2 separate regions of the Homo sapiens genome follow, and region 2 is linked to region 1. The links are chromatin contacts, found by Hi-C or POLR2A ChIA-PET in ENCODE. All regions are on one chromosome and are shown on one strand. The core of a region is the stretch at or near the end of the contact, and the rest is flanking DNA. Distances in the headings are between cores, read along the strand shown. Region 1 has its middle 74 kb from the start of DUSP10. Region 2 overlaps DUSP10 (dual specificity phosphatase 10).

The links. Hi-C counts contacts between places; a loop is a spot of excess contacts on that map. ChIA-PET counts read pairs that join two places held with the same protein, here RNA polymerase II (POLR2A). Pooled maps may share reads with other maps.
Region 2: a pooled map shows a loop between it and region 1 (3-fold over the local background). The contact joins two enhancer-like sites. A Hi-C loop is called at or near these places in 6 of 168 maps with a recorded cell type or tissue (B cell, CD4-positive, alpha-beta memory T cell, CD8-positive, alpha-beta T cell and 3 more), 3 of 37 single-sample maps with no recorded cell type and 7 of 50 pooled maps. POLR2A ChIA-PET finds 5 or more read pairs at or near these places in 9 of 52 experiments (BJ, CD8-positive, alpha-beta memory T cell, GM12878 and 5 more).

What each region holds. Positions count from the first base shown.
Region 1 is chr1:221,665,868-221,669,693 of GRCh38, reverse strand. No RefSeq gene overlaps it. Among named protein-coding and RNA genes, the nearest start is that of DUSP10, 74 kb to the left of the region's middle. Within about 2 kb of position 2,018, at least 4 of the 41 ENCODE cell types and tissues checked have a DNase peak (open chromatin) inside an H3K27ac peak, as active enhancers do.
Region 2 is chr1:221,707,232-221,711,057 of GRCh38, reverse strand. All of the region lies in intron 2 of DUSP10 (dual specificity phosphatase 10), which reads left to right. Among named protein-coding and RNA genes, the nearest start is that of DUSP10, 33 kb to the left of the region's middle. RefSeq lists an enhancer at 2,940-3,049. Within about 2 kb of position 1,942, at least 16 of the 41 ENCODE cell types and tissues checked have a DNase peak (open chromatin) inside an H3K27ac peak, as active enhancers do.

The DNA of each region.
Region 1 (3,826 bases), core at 769-3,268:
CCAACAGGTGTGAGAAGCCAAAGACAGAGCTTTTGTTCTCCCAGTAATTCCCCTTCCATATGACTAACATTTATCTGTGTCTGATGAGAGTTTGGGCTTAGGAAGGGATATGTAAATATTTTTCTGGATTTGAGTCAGAGATGAGAGTAAATTAAACAATATCTCTGGTAATTGACCTCAAAGCTGTCCCTATGCTTCCTCTTACTGATCTATTACTCCTGCCATAATGTTGGGTCTAACATTAGTAAGAATAGTGAGAACCATTGGCCGAAGCATGTCCAGTGTGCAGAAAGACCAGGGACAGCCTAGTCAATTGACCAAGGATCTGTCTACAAAATCTGAACTTGTAATCTTATGCAAGAGAGCATCCCCAAATTATAAATCTTAAAGAAAAGTCCACTCGTTTTCAAACAGCATTTCTGGTGAGACTTTAATTCTGTATCACTGTTATTAAGGCATATGGATCTTCACCTTGAATGTATAATTTTGATTAAATATTGTAGTTGAAAACAAAATAACAACAACAAAATAAGGAAACCAAGAAAACAAAGAAAATTTCTTTTTCTCCAAGAGTGCAAAATGTGCAAACTATTTGAATGGGGAGGGAGGTAGGTGCTCAGAGGTTCCTGCAGATTGTTGATAGCCAGGACAAGTCGGTTCATCCTTCTCTGTAGGTTCTTGACATGCAAGTTTTGTCTGTTGGCTATCAAAAAGCAGGCAGAAGCTTCTCCTCAAAATAAAACAGAAGCCCATCTCAAAACCTGCCAAAGAATTTGGTCATATGAATGACATTTCTAACTCCTTAAGAAGTTCATTCCATTTGACCTAAAATTTTCACCTGTGTGTTTGTATCTCAAGAATATGATTTAATCACAGATGTAGCTAAAAACTTACATGCAAGTCACATTCTTTATAATAAATGAGGCTTGAAATGACTTAAATGTCAAGTGATAGGTGAATATTTAAATAAACCAAAGGAGATCTAGTGAATAGAAGATTATTCAATTATTAAATGCCAGGCTTCAAAGAGTATTCAGCAACAGAGAAAATAGCTCACAACATAATGCTAAATTTAAAAAAACTATTAACACAGTTTAAACATTTTCCCCTTTTTTTCCTCATCTTCTCTTTATGTTTTTCCTCCTCAGAGACATGTCAAAATGTTTACAGTGTTTTCTTTTCATAATTTTTGATTTTTATTTTAAAGATTTTAAATATGAGCATGGATTAAGTTTACAATCACGAGAGACTTTAAAAGAGTCTTTAAAAAAATCTCCCTATATTTACTTATCTATTTTTTTCTGACAACACAGGTCTCTGGGTCAGAAACAGATCATTCACTCAGAGAATCTTAGCAGCACTAGTTCCCCATGTCCCAATTCTTGTTTCGCGGGTAACATAGTGGGAGCCAAATTTACCTACTTGTGCAGCGGTTGCTTCATAGGAGAGAAAACTAATGTTAGTTTTCTCTCCTATGAAGCAACCGCTGCACAAGTAGGTAAATTTGATATTGATTATTGATACTTGATTGATTATTTATGATGCTTGAAGCTTCTATAAGATGGCTGGCACATGTGTCTTACCTGCCCTGAAGGGAGGGGAGAATGAAAGAGATCTTGCTGCTCTGAAATGTAAACAGATCCTCTCTGGGGAGAGGAAAGGAAGGTGTCTCTAGGTTTTTATCACTCTTAGAGTGTAAGCAAATAGTTCTGATGGAGATGGAACTTCAGATCTCTCCAGAGCAATTTACTATTTCTAATTTATAAAGCATGCTTACCATTCAATCCTTCCAACAAGGCTATCAGTAATTTGTATGTCTGACAGTGCGGAGACATGAAACAATTCAAGAAGCACTGTTTCCAAAATCTTCCACTTATAGCCACTATGGAATAACTGATATTAGATTTGCTCTTTTGCTGTAAACAACTAGAATATGGGACAAAGCACATGACACATCATGTTCAGATCTTGAGCAATAGGAACTGCAGGACTGTGACTCATAAGATAAGGGAAACTAACAAGGCAAGTCCCATAATTACCTGAGGTTTCTGCATGGGAACCTTTTCTGAACTAGCATGCACAGTGGGGGAACAAGCAGAGCATAACACTCTCACTGAGTGAGGAGACGTAAAACCAAATTCAGGGAGACCGAGGCAGCTCAAGTTGGAAGGGCTGGGTTGCAGAGAAGAGGGAATTTTTAAGAAAAATAACTCCAAACATTTGCCCAGGAATCCCCTTGAGTCTTTGCCTGAATAAGCTGAGCTTGCATCCAATAAAACTCTATGAGGCCAGGATAAGAAAAACTACTAAAGAGCTGTAAGTTAAATAATTCACAGAGTTCATAGAGAGTAGGAGGATATTCCATTTCCAAACAGCCAGAGTGAAGACAGACATTATTGAATACCTGGAACATTTGTTAGAAACTCCAAAATGGTTGGCCTTGAGAGCAGGGCTTAAGCTAGCCATAGAATAAAGCCTCCTCTGTCCTGTCCTGATAGATCTTAAACACCAATATTGAAAAAAACCAAAGTACTTGCCACATAAAAATTACAGACTCTTTAAATAAAAGTAAATATAGACAAGCGGTTTTTGACAGAGGTACCAAAGTAATTCGATGGGGGAAAGATAGTCTTTTCAATAAATTGTGTGGGAACAGCTGGATACTCATATTGGGAGTGAGTGTGGGAAGGAACTTTAACACTTATTGTAAATACATACAAAATTTAAGTCAAAACAGATTATAGACTTAAACATCAGAACTAAAATTATAACATTTCTAGAAGAAAACAGGACAAAATTGAAAAACTGAACTTCGTAAAAATTAAAAACTTGTTCTTTGGAAAACAGGAAAATAAAAAGGCAAATGTCAAACTGGGAGGCAAAAGTCAACTTGTGAATATTCATCATTCTATAATGAATATAGTGAAATATCTCATAATGAATAATATCTCATGAGAATATCTCATAGTGAAAAAATGAATATCTCATATCCAAAATATATAAATAACTCTTTCAATGCATCAACAAGATAACTCAATATTTACCCAGTAAAAGATGTGAGTGCATATTTCAAAAAAGATATCATCCAAATGGACAACATTGGCTGGGTGCAGTGGCTTACACCTGGAATCCCAGCACTTTGGGAGACCGAGGCAGGAGGATCACTTGATCCCAGGAGTTTGAGACCAGCATGGGCAACATAGGGAGACCCCATCTCTACAAAAAACACAAAAAGTAGCCAGGTGTACAGGCATGCACCTGTAGTCTCAGCTACTTGTGAGGCTGAGCTGGAAGAATCACATGCGTCCAGGGAGGTCGAGGCAGCAGTGAGCCATGGTTGCGCCACTGTACTCCATCCTGGGGGACAGAGTGAGACCTTGGTCTCAAAACAAACAAACAAACAAACAATACAAATGGGCAATCAATCTTTACCTAAAGAGATGTTTTACATTATTTGTTACTCAGAAAAGGCAAATTCAAATCACATTGAAATACCTCTATAAATTCATTAAAATGACTAAAATTAAAAAGACTTACACTCTCAAGTGTTGACATGGATTTGGAACTATTTAGATGTCTCGTATATTGCTGGTGAGAGTGTAAAATAGTGTAAATACTCTGGAAAAAGTTTGGCATTTTCTTATATGGTTAAATATATAGTTACCTTTTGACCTAGTAATTATATTCCTCAGCATTTATATAAGACAAATGAAAATAAATGTCCGCATGAAGACTCGTATATGAGCATTCATAGCAGATTCATTCACAACAGCCCCAAACTGCTAAAAAATAAAGTACTTATTAAATTATGAATGGTAAACAAACT
Region 2 (3,826 bases), core at 693-3,192, 41 kb before region 1:
CTAGGTATTCTTTGTTGCTGCCATTTAGAATCAATGTACTGACCATACTCATTTTGGCAGAGAACCTACTTTTGACATAAGCTTTGAAAATGTTTGCTGCCCCCCCACCCCGCCTTGCCTCACCCTACCCCAGCATTGTTGCTCATGGCTACAATATGTTCGCACTAATAACTGCAGGCTCTTGTGCACATAAGGAAGTTAGCCACCTTGGTAGAAATTAGAGGAAAGGAAGAAGGAGGGAAGAACAGTTTTATTTTCAAAATCCAATTCTGTGGAAAAACCAGAAATGCAAAGACAGTGTTTGTTAGGAAAGCTAGGACCAACAAAGTGAAATCAGATATATTTGTTTAGGAAAAATAGGGAGCTGTTGCTTTCTTTATGTTAAAAGTATGTTTTGCAAACTTTAAAACTGCTCGGATACCTTGGTTCCTAATTCTTTTTTGTTAAATAAAATTTTAAAAGTAAAAACTCAGGAACATTAGTTTACTTATATAGAGTCTTTATATTAAGCAGATTTTTTTTTTTTTAGATCTTTAAAATGGTAGTTTCCCAAAGTGATGAAAAGAAAAAGCACTTACAATGTGCTGGACATTGTTTTAAGGTACTTTATTAACCACTTTAATCATTACAACAGTACAGTGAGGTAGGTACTATTGTTATCCCTGTTTTGTATACAGGGAAACTGAGGAACAGACAGGTGAGAAACCTGCCCAGGGTCTCATAGCTAGTGTTTGGCTGTGCTGGGGATTCAAACCCAAGAAGTCCAGCCTCAATACTCCTTCTCTGAATCACTGCACTGCACTTAGGGCTCTCATGGACTATGCGTGTGCATAGATCTGTTGGAATTTAGAACAAAGGTGATGATATTGGGGGTAATAAGACATTATTTATCGAATACCTGGTCGTGTATCAAAACCTTTACATAGGCTTCCTGAACTATGACCCTGATGGGTAGATGATATTACATCCACTTAATAGATTGGTAAACTGAGGCTTAATGAGGGAACCTGACTTGCACAGGGTCTCACAGCTGCTAGGAGGCAGAATCATAACTGCAGCTAGGTGTGGTTTGTCTCTGACCTTTGCTCTTAACCTCCATGCTACACTGCTCCTGCTTTGTTTGTTAATTATCATGTTCTAATATTCTTAAATAGTAATAAACATAACATCATCAGGGTTCCTCATTAAGTGATCAGTCACTTTGGCCTCTGGTGATACTTGATGGGGTAGGGTCGGAGGAAAGTAACTGGAAAAGAAAAACCAGATTAGCTTTACTCTTCCCCCTCCCCTCCAGATTTCAATTTCAACCCTTCCCCAAGAGAAGAAAACAATCCTTCCTGCAGACTTCTCTGGAAAAAGCCACCACTGTGAGCTTCCACTCGTTGTTTTTTACTTTAAGCACCGTCCACAGAGAGAGTTTTTAACTGCAGTACAGAGCTGTGCATAAGCCTTATGGAAAACTGATGCCCAAGTTGATTAGCAGAGTGGCAGTTGAACAGGAGACTATTTCTTCAGACCCCTCAAGGAGAATTTCCTTGTTTACCTTATATGTTTAAATTGTAATATCTCCTTTTCTCTCCACCCCCACCCCTCCCACCTCCAAATATTATAAGAACAGAGTTCCTACATGGCTTAAACATACAATGCACCCATACTTTTGCACATAAGCATGCTCTGTGATTTGGAGCATTCTGTGTGTCTGTCTCAAATTCCCTCCTCCCCCCACTCCGCCACGGGTTTTTTTCCCCCCATTAGGCAAATGGAAGGCCCATGCCACCTGTTAGCATTACATCATTGGCTCCCCAGAACACAGTTGCACCAAAGGCCTTAAACAAAGTAGTTCTTCTTGTATTGTTTGCACTCAAAGAGCTGATATCATGCCAACTGATGTCATTGTATGTCTTTGTGTAACTGCTATGGCAACTGGGCAGGTGGGGAGCCTCCAGCTGATGTCATTGAGAAAGGAGGTGTAGAGGCAGAATTTTAAAAAGCTGGACGCTGCTTTTTTCTGTGTGTGGGGTTTTCTAGCATGTGTTGGTTTTTTTTTTTTTTTTTAAACTAGCTGCTTTTAAGACAAATTACAGCTTGAGTACCCTAAATAAGAACAGAGAGGTTTTTCCCCTGCTTTTAGAGCCTTCTTTTGAATTTGTTTTATTGTTCTTCCCTCTCATCTTATATGGAAAAATGTAACAACTGCCTTTTTTGAAGAAAAAAGTGAATTAGGTTCCCATCACAGAATCTGTGTGGAATTTGGGTTTTTGTGGAGGCGAAGCTGAGCAGATTTTAACTCTTCAGAATCCCTTTTGTGGAGGCTGTGATGATGACAATGGGTAGTTTTTATCTTATTTATTTTTTAAGTCTTCACTGGTGAAGTTATTTTCCATATTTTCTTTCTTCTACTTCAGAATTATCTCTTCAGGTTCAAACTTTATTGTCATAATTGCCTAGCAGAATAAACTATCATATGTAAGGGCAGAGGTTAATTCTAGAAATCAACTGAAATTCGTATATAGCTCTTGTTTTTCTTTTCAAAAAGCTAGGGTAGGTTTTGACTTCTTACTTTCAATGAGTAAAGTGAACATAATATTGCCCTTTGAGTTTTCTTTGGATCATAACCATACCTTAAGGAAAATATGATTTCTCTCTTTTACACAGCCAGCTCCGGGTCCATTGGTTGTGAAAAGTCATGAGACTCGGTCTAGGTTATGGTCTGGAGTTTCCCGCTGTGGTTTGTCAAAGATGAGACTTGAAATGGAGAAGAACATATGCCAGGCTCAGAGGCTAGTGGACAGATAGACTTCCTGTCCTTATTGCAACATAACCGTCTCTTGTTCATGCTTTGGGTTTTCTGCCTTATCTCCTGGAACTATCAAGACAGCCACAAGCCATCTGTCTTTGAGGGTAGATGTTGTGTTCTGGTGGCTTTCAGCTAATAGGACTTTTCCACTTCCCCCTCTTTTCAAAGGGAAAGCCAGAGTGTATCTAGTTCTGTTTGAGTAGGGTTAGAGCTCAGTTGGCACTAATAATGTCAATCCAGATTTTATAGCACTTACATGTATATTATTATAATTTGAGCTTTGTAATAATCCTTTGGGTTTATCTGTGCATGCCATTGTGTGTAAAAATATTAGCAGAAAATTTAAACAATAAACTATGATCCGTAAATTCCCTAATTTAAACAATTGTTCGTTTTTTGTACAGTTCTTCAGCTTTTGGTCAATGTTTTTTACTTAGCTTTTAAAAAATTTAATATTAAACCAAAATGTTTTATTTATTTTCACATCCTTTTTGCAACTACTCTTTTAAAGGCTACATAATACTCCGTGGAATGAATGTAATAACTTTTTTTCTTTTATTTTTGTGTTTTACTTGGCCTTTTTAAAATATATATAAAACAGATAACATTGTAGTGAACATCTCCATATATCTAGCTAACTATCTTTGGTTAGATGATTTCCCTAAGATCCATTCCCAAAAGTGAGATTGCACTTGTTCAGGGGAAGGTTTGCATTTTAAAAATGGAGAAATAAGCACAGTTTATAAGCTTTTTATACTAGACCCATAACTCGTGGGAGGCAGAGCAGAGCCGTAAGCTCAAAAGCATGCATTCACACATCCAAAAGAGGTTTCTTGATGGGTTTATGTGCCCACAAGCCTTGGAAAGTCGAGGAGTAAGCAACCGCGCTGCTCTCACATTCTGTTCTACTGAAAGTCAGGGTTGATAAATGTCAGGGCCCTACGTGGAGAATATCAAAAAAGATTATAAGAGCAGTCCTTCACACCCCACCCTGGCTTGTCTTTTCCAAGTACTTCTCTGCTGATTTCA